Linked DNA regions of Homo sapiens: region 1 is linked to region 2. A link is a contact called in ENCODE Hi-C or POLR2A ChIA-PET data. All regions are on one chromosome and are shown on one strand. The core of a region is the stretch at or near the end of the contact, and the rest is flanking DNA. Distances in the headings are between cores, read along the strand shown.

Region 1 (3,147 bases), core at 183-2,682, 75 kb after region 2:
AATTAGCAAGTAATAAGCAGCAAGTGTAAAAAAAGAAAATACAACAGAGTAGACCACAATAAAATTGAAAATATCAGCCGGGTGTGGTGGCTCATGCCTGTAATCCCAGCACTTTGGGAGGCTGAGGCAGGTGGATCACCTGAGGTCAGGAGTTCGAGACCAGCCTGACCAACATGGTGAAACCCCGTCTCTACTAAAAATACAAAAAACTACTGGACGTGGTGGTGGGTGCCTACAACCCCAGCTACTCAGGAGGCTGAGGCATAAGAATCACTTGAACCCAGGAGGCAGAGGTTGCAGTGAGCCAAGATCGCCCCATTGCACTTCAGCCTGGGCAACAGGAGCAAAACTCCATCTCAGAAAAAAAAAAAAAAAAAAAGGAAAGAAAGAAAAATCAGAGTGCACAATACATAGTAAGAATGTTTGCTTCACGAATTTTGTTTTGCCTATAGACACATATACACATATGTGTTTACTAGGTCAAGATGTAAAATTTCTTACTATGAGTCATGGTCCAAAGTGTGAAGGCCACTGGAAAAGGAAACGATTCTTAAGAGAACAAAAGCAAGAAGTATCTGAAACACTTCTTTTCCATGTTAAAGACAAGCTGTGTTTTTTTTCTAGCCAACCGAATATCAGAAAAGCCAGTGATTTCATTTCAAAAATGTATTTTAAGAAAAGAAACTCTCATTACTTCTTACATATGCATGAAAGAGGACACATTTCACTCATAAAGGAACTACAACTTTTCTAAAGGGCAGTTTGGCAATATCTCTTAAAATTACAAAGGCATTTGGCTTTGGACTTAGCAATTATACCTCTTGCAATTTAGGCTACACACTATCTGATGTACAGAAAATGTTACTTACTGCAGGTGTTTAGTTTGGTTTTGGTAATAACAAAAGGTTGGAAACAACCCAAATGCTCACCAACTGGAAAATGGTTACACAAATCATTCCTTACTTATGGTTTATAAAAGTGGCATATTAGCCATAAAAAAATAAGAAGAAATCTCTTTAGACTCTGTTAAGAAAATATCTCCAGGATATTTGCTTCATTTGAGAACATCAAGATACAGAATAGTGTTTATAGCATCCTAAATTTGTGGTTAAAATGTAGGAAAAAGATATGCCCCCAAAACTATTAACACTAGTTGCCTGTGAGGATGGGAAATGCCAGAAAGAACCTACAATCTGAATTATTTCTTCCAAGATGCTAAAATAGGTAAATACATTTAGTAAAGAATAATGAGCAGGAAAAGAAGGTAGAGTGGTATCAATGGCCTGCACACCATTTTTTACTCTGTTTTTAGTAACATCACATTGATTTCCACTTGAGGAAGTACCTCTTGCCTGTTCTCAGTCCATGTCTGAGCGATGATGACCACAGTTCCTCATTCCTCAGGCTGACCATGCATAGCAGAGCAACCTCATTTCTACAGTTTTTGGTTAATGACTGAACACATAACCAGGCAGGGTCAGTTAATGAGTATCCTCTCTGGGACCTGCTGGCACCATTAATATTGTTTTTGCTGGCATGACTTGAGAGGCACTCTCTCACTGGAGAGTTAAGAACAGCTAGAGTGTTGACCTGTAACTCTTGCTAGTACTCGCCTTTTGCCACACCTAGAGACAGCCTGCCTGAGAATGTACGCAGACATGAAGAAAGCAAAACCAAAAGGAGAGGCAGCTTCCTGCTAACATTGTGGCTGAACCTAACATGCCCTTTCCGCAGTGGCTCTGCAGGTACCAGGATCCCCTCCAGGGCTTGCACGACGGCTGCGCTCTGCCCCCAGAGTTTCTCTTGCAGCAGATCTGGTGTGGGGCTGGATAATTTGCTGTGCTAACAACTTCTCCCAAGTGATGGGGATGTGGCTGGTCTGGAAGCCACTTTTGGAGAACCACTGCCCTAGATTTTTACTTAAGCCAAGTTGAATTTTATTTTTATCCTATACATGTTTGGGAGTTCTGCATAATCCAGGAAATGAGCAGGGTACTAAAATTTGCATAAAGGAGGCATGCTGTCTGTGTACAGAGTGGCTAATCAGAGGCACAAAACCTTAGAAACTTTTGGAGAAAAAATCCTGGATTATCTGTTAGGAGGAACAACTTAGCAGTCCTGTGTAAAATCAAGTAGCTATATTAATGGTATTCAAATCTAAATTAACACAGATTAGTTTCATTTCTATACTTTAACAAATAAGCTATTCCTAGACAGTGATGGCCAGTTTAGTCACATCGGGATTAGAGTTGCCCAAGAAAACACAAGACATCCAGTTTAATCTGAACATCAGACAAAAAACAAATACTATTTTCCCTTTCCTTGGTAAATCTGGCAGTCCGCATCTGGATGAAAATGTTTTAGAAGTACTTTGAATTTTAAGTTCAAATAAAATAAAATGTTAACTGTTAGAATCACAGCTCATTAAAGGTATTAATGATCTTGATTTAAGAAATGTTCCCTAACATGCTTCCCCCAATCAGAAGACAAAACTCAAAGACTTAGAAAGAAAACTATATAAAAACGCTTACACAGCTAATGGAAATCCAGCTTTAGTAGGGACAATGATATTGACGATAGATCCTCCATGCTCTTTCATCCAGGAGCTGTAAACTGCAGGATAGAGGCAAACTCAATCATTAAATTTTTAAAGTATCCTGGCCCTCCTGATACCTTGTTTCAGCACACTGCCTGTTTGATATGTTTTACACGTCCATTTACATTTCCTTATAAAAAGCCTGACTGAGGTAAAATTTATACATCATAAAATTCATCTACTTTAAGTGTGCAATGTAATGACTTTTAATAAATATACGGAGTTATGCAACCATTACCACAATCCAGCTTGAGAACCTTTCCATCACCCCAAAAAGTTCCTTCACACCCATCTGCAGCTTAACCCATCCCCAGGTAAACACTCATCTTTCTGTTTCTCTAGATTTGCCTTTACCTTTTCGAAAATCTAATGTAAAGTGAATCACACAATACGTGGTCTTTTGTGTCTAACTTCTTCCACTTAGAATCATGTTTGTGAGGTTCATCCACGTTGTAATGTGTTAATAGTTCCTTTTTGATTGCCGAGTAGTATTCCATTATGTGGATATGCCATGTTTTATTTATCCACTTATCAGCTGATAAACATTTGGA
Region 2 (3,198 bases), core at 85-2,584:
AATGAACTTTGGAAACATTACGCTAAGTGAAGCAAGCTAGCTATGAAAGGACAAATACTGCATGATTCCACTTACAGTACGTACCTAAAGTAGCCAAATTCATAGAGAAAGAAAGTAGAAAGTTGCCAGGAGCTGGGGAGTTATTGTCTAGTGGGCACAGAGTTTTAGTTTGAGAAGATAAAAAAGTTCTGGAGATGCATAATGGTGATTGTTGCCAAAAAATATGAACGTACTCAATGCCACCAAACTGTACCACTTAACTGAAAAATGATTACAAGAGGAAATTTTTGTTATATATATTTTAAATTTAAAAAGAAAGGTGATCCTTGTCTAGGGCAGTCCCAGTTTATATTTTTGGCCTGGAATACTTAATATTAGCAGCCCCTCTCCTCTTACTTAAGAACTTAAGTGACTATGTCCCAAACTGGACAACAGATAGTATAATCACTCTAAGATTAAATAACTATTCAGTATCATCTCATTAGAATATGGCAGAGGTATGCTTCTTATCCTCAAATCTGTCTGATTCCAGAGCCCATGTTCTTCACCACCACACATCCTGCAGAATTGCTAATGATGCTGCTCGCTGGCCTACATCAGGTTTGCCACTATTTATTGTGTCAACTCTGCTGACTTACATGGAGCACTGAGGTGCTACCTACTTAGTAAGAAACACTGGCCGGGCACGGTGGCTCACACCTGTAATCCCAACACTTTGGGAGGCTGAGGTGGGTGGATCACCTGAGGTCAGGAGTTCAAGACCAGCCTGACCAACACTGCGAAACCCTGTCTCTACTGAAAATACAAAAATTAGCCGGATGTGGTGGTGCATGCCTGTAATTCCAGCTAGTTGGGAGGCTGAGACAGGAGAATCACTTGAACCTGGGAAGCAGAGGTTGCAGTGAGCCAAGATCACGCCATTGCACTCCAGCCTGGGTGACAGGAGCAAAATTCTGTCACAGCAAAACTCCGTCAAAAAAAAAAAAAGAAAAGAAAAAAGAAACATTGATTCTCTTAATGCTAATCAAAAGAAATGCTTATATATTTTTTAAAAAGGAGAACGGGGATGAGCAAAGAATAGAAACATCACAGACCGATGAACAGAACATCTTCTGGTATAATCCATGGGTTTTAGTAATCGAATGGTGCAATAGCATCAGGGCCAAAAGCAGGTGGATACAAAACCAACACCAAAACCAGTCACTCCATGACTCAGTTGACACAGGGTGAGTAATGATCAGCAAACATAGACCGGAGTGTCTACTCGAGGCAGGAAGCCAATAACTGCTTGGGAACTTTGTCTTTGACCAAAGAGGTTCCACTGACGCTCTTTCTAAACTCACTGGAGAGCCTGGAGTAATGTTTCTAGTCATGCAGGTTTCTGGGTCACACCGACCTGAGCTGGGATCCCAATGCTCCCAGTCACTTCCTCCAACACTTTGTACCAGTGACAAAGTCTCTAATCATCTGAGTCAAAATGCCTCTTTCATAGGGTTACCGTGAGGATTCAGTATTTGTCTGGAGAACATGAAGCATGTTGCTTAGCATACAGGGTAATATTCTATAAATATTATTACCTAGAAAATAGAGTGCAAGAACCCTTGATTCTCAGATCCTAGTAAGCTTGTTTATTCTCTCCCTCCACCCTGCCCCAAATCCTCTAAACCCAAATAGTCACTAGCAAAGTAAAAGAAAGAATAAATGCATTCAAGAATCCAGATAATCTGGACCTCAAAGAAAGAAGCCTTCGGAGGATCCCAAAATTATCTAGAAAATCGCTTCCCTTTTCCAGTTATTTTGCTCCTCCGTGGTTGGGGTAAAACTTGCAGTCCTATCTCCAAATGTAGCCAATGTTCACCCACTTCTGGAAAAATCAGATGGCCCCGAAAGAGTGGGCTTTGTCCAATTCTTGGGGACATATTGAGACACAGTAATGCAGAGCCAGACTGGAGTATCTCAGTTTCTGAGTGCTTAAGCATTATGTGGCTGGTCCACGATCAGTTCAACCCCCCTTTCCCTGTTTCTCCCACCCAATATTCCAATCAACTCTGTTTTGTTGTCCCTTTTTGTATTAGGGATATGATAGGCTAAGTGTATGACCCAGACATTGGAGACAGCCCCTGGGGGAAGGTCTGTTCCTATCTTAAACATTTTTAAGGAAGTGTTTACAATGTCTGGCAATACCCTAGCAGGTAGTCTTCACGTACTGGGGGCAAATAAATTATAAATGAGGATCATTTATGTGTCTGCCTCTGTAGTTTTAATTTTTTGCTTTTATTTTTAGTTGACATGTAGTAATTGTATGTATTTATGAAGTATTGCCTCTGTAGTTTTAAAAAAATAAAATTTAGCTGCTCCCAGGGGGTTTGGCCAAGTGTGGTTTTCAGAGATCACTCCAGCCACACAAGCATCTGGTGACCATGTGGTTCCTGCTGATGAGTGACAGGCAGGCAGACACATGTCATGAGAGGTATATGCATTTGTCAGCATACAATTACTTAATAGCCTTAAAGGATAAGCGTAGAATTTCTGTCACTCATTATGCCAAATAAACATCACCAGTTTTTGAACCAAAACAGTACTTGAAAGAGTTTATGAGAATGATCTGATAGTTAGTGTATTAGTCTATTTTCATGCTGCTGATAAAGACATACCCCAGACTGAGAAATTTACAAAAGAAAGAGGTTTAATTGGACTTACAGTTCCACGTGGCTGGGGAAGCCTCACAATCATGGCAGAAGGCAAGGAGGAGCAAGTCACATCTTACATGGATGGCAGCAGGCAAAGAGAGAGAACTTGTGCAGGAAAACTCCTCTTTTTAAAAACCATCAGATCTCATGACACTTATTCACTATCAAGAGAACAGCATGGGAAAGACTTGCCCCCATGATTGAATTACCTCCCCCCATGTCCATCCCACAACATGTGGGAATTCAAGGTGAGATTTGAGTGGGGACACAGCCAAACCATATCAGTTAGCATACATCTCCTTAACCAAAAATGTAAGAGCAGCCAGTCACAATGGCTCATGCCTGCAATCCAATGCTTTGGGAGGCCAAGGCAGAAGAATTGCTGGAGCCCAGGAGGTCGAGGCTATCATGAGCTATGATTGCACCTCTGTACTGAAGCCTGGGCAACAGAATAAGACCTTGTCACCAAAAAAAAAAAAAAAAAAAAAAAAAATTAAGGCTTTTTTAG

What was found. A loop is a pair of places that touch in the nucleus more often than their neighbours do. ChIA-PET counts read pairs that join two places held with the same protein, here RNA polymerase II (POLR2A). Pooled maps may share reads with other maps.
Region 1: a loop to region 2 is called in a map with no recorded cell type, with 5 times the contacts of the local background. The contact joins two enhancer-like sites. A Hi-C loop is called at or near these places in 5 of 37 single-sample maps with no recorded cell type and 4 of 50 pooled maps. POLR2A ChIA-PET finds 5 or more read pairs at or near these places in 4 of 52 experiments (CD8-positive, alpha-beta T cell, RWPE1 and activated T-cell).

The regions. Positions count from the first base shown.
Region 1 is chr2:216,056,364-216,059,510 of GRCh38, forward strand. PECR (peroxisomal trans-2-enoyl-CoA reductase) reads right to left here. Exons shown (of 8, transcript NM_018441.6): 4 at 2,532-2,613. Among named protein-coding and RNA genes, the nearest start is that of PECR, 24 kb to the right of the region's middle. RefSeq lists enhancers at 1,585-1,764, 1,825-1,884. Within about 2 kb of position 1,433, at least 9 of the 41 ENCODE cell types and tissues checked have a DNase peak (open chromatin) inside an H3K27ac peak, as active enhancers do.
Region 2 is chr2:215,981,362-215,984,559 of GRCh38, forward strand. The region is part of intron 2 of MREG (melanoregulin); the gene reads right to left. Among named protein-coding and RNA genes, the nearest start is that of MREG, 31 kb to the right of the region's middle. RefSeq lists a silencer at 1,321-1,390. Within about 2 kb of position 1,335, at least 5 of the 41 ENCODE cell types and tissues checked have a DNase peak (open chromatin) inside an H3K27ac peak, as active enhancers do.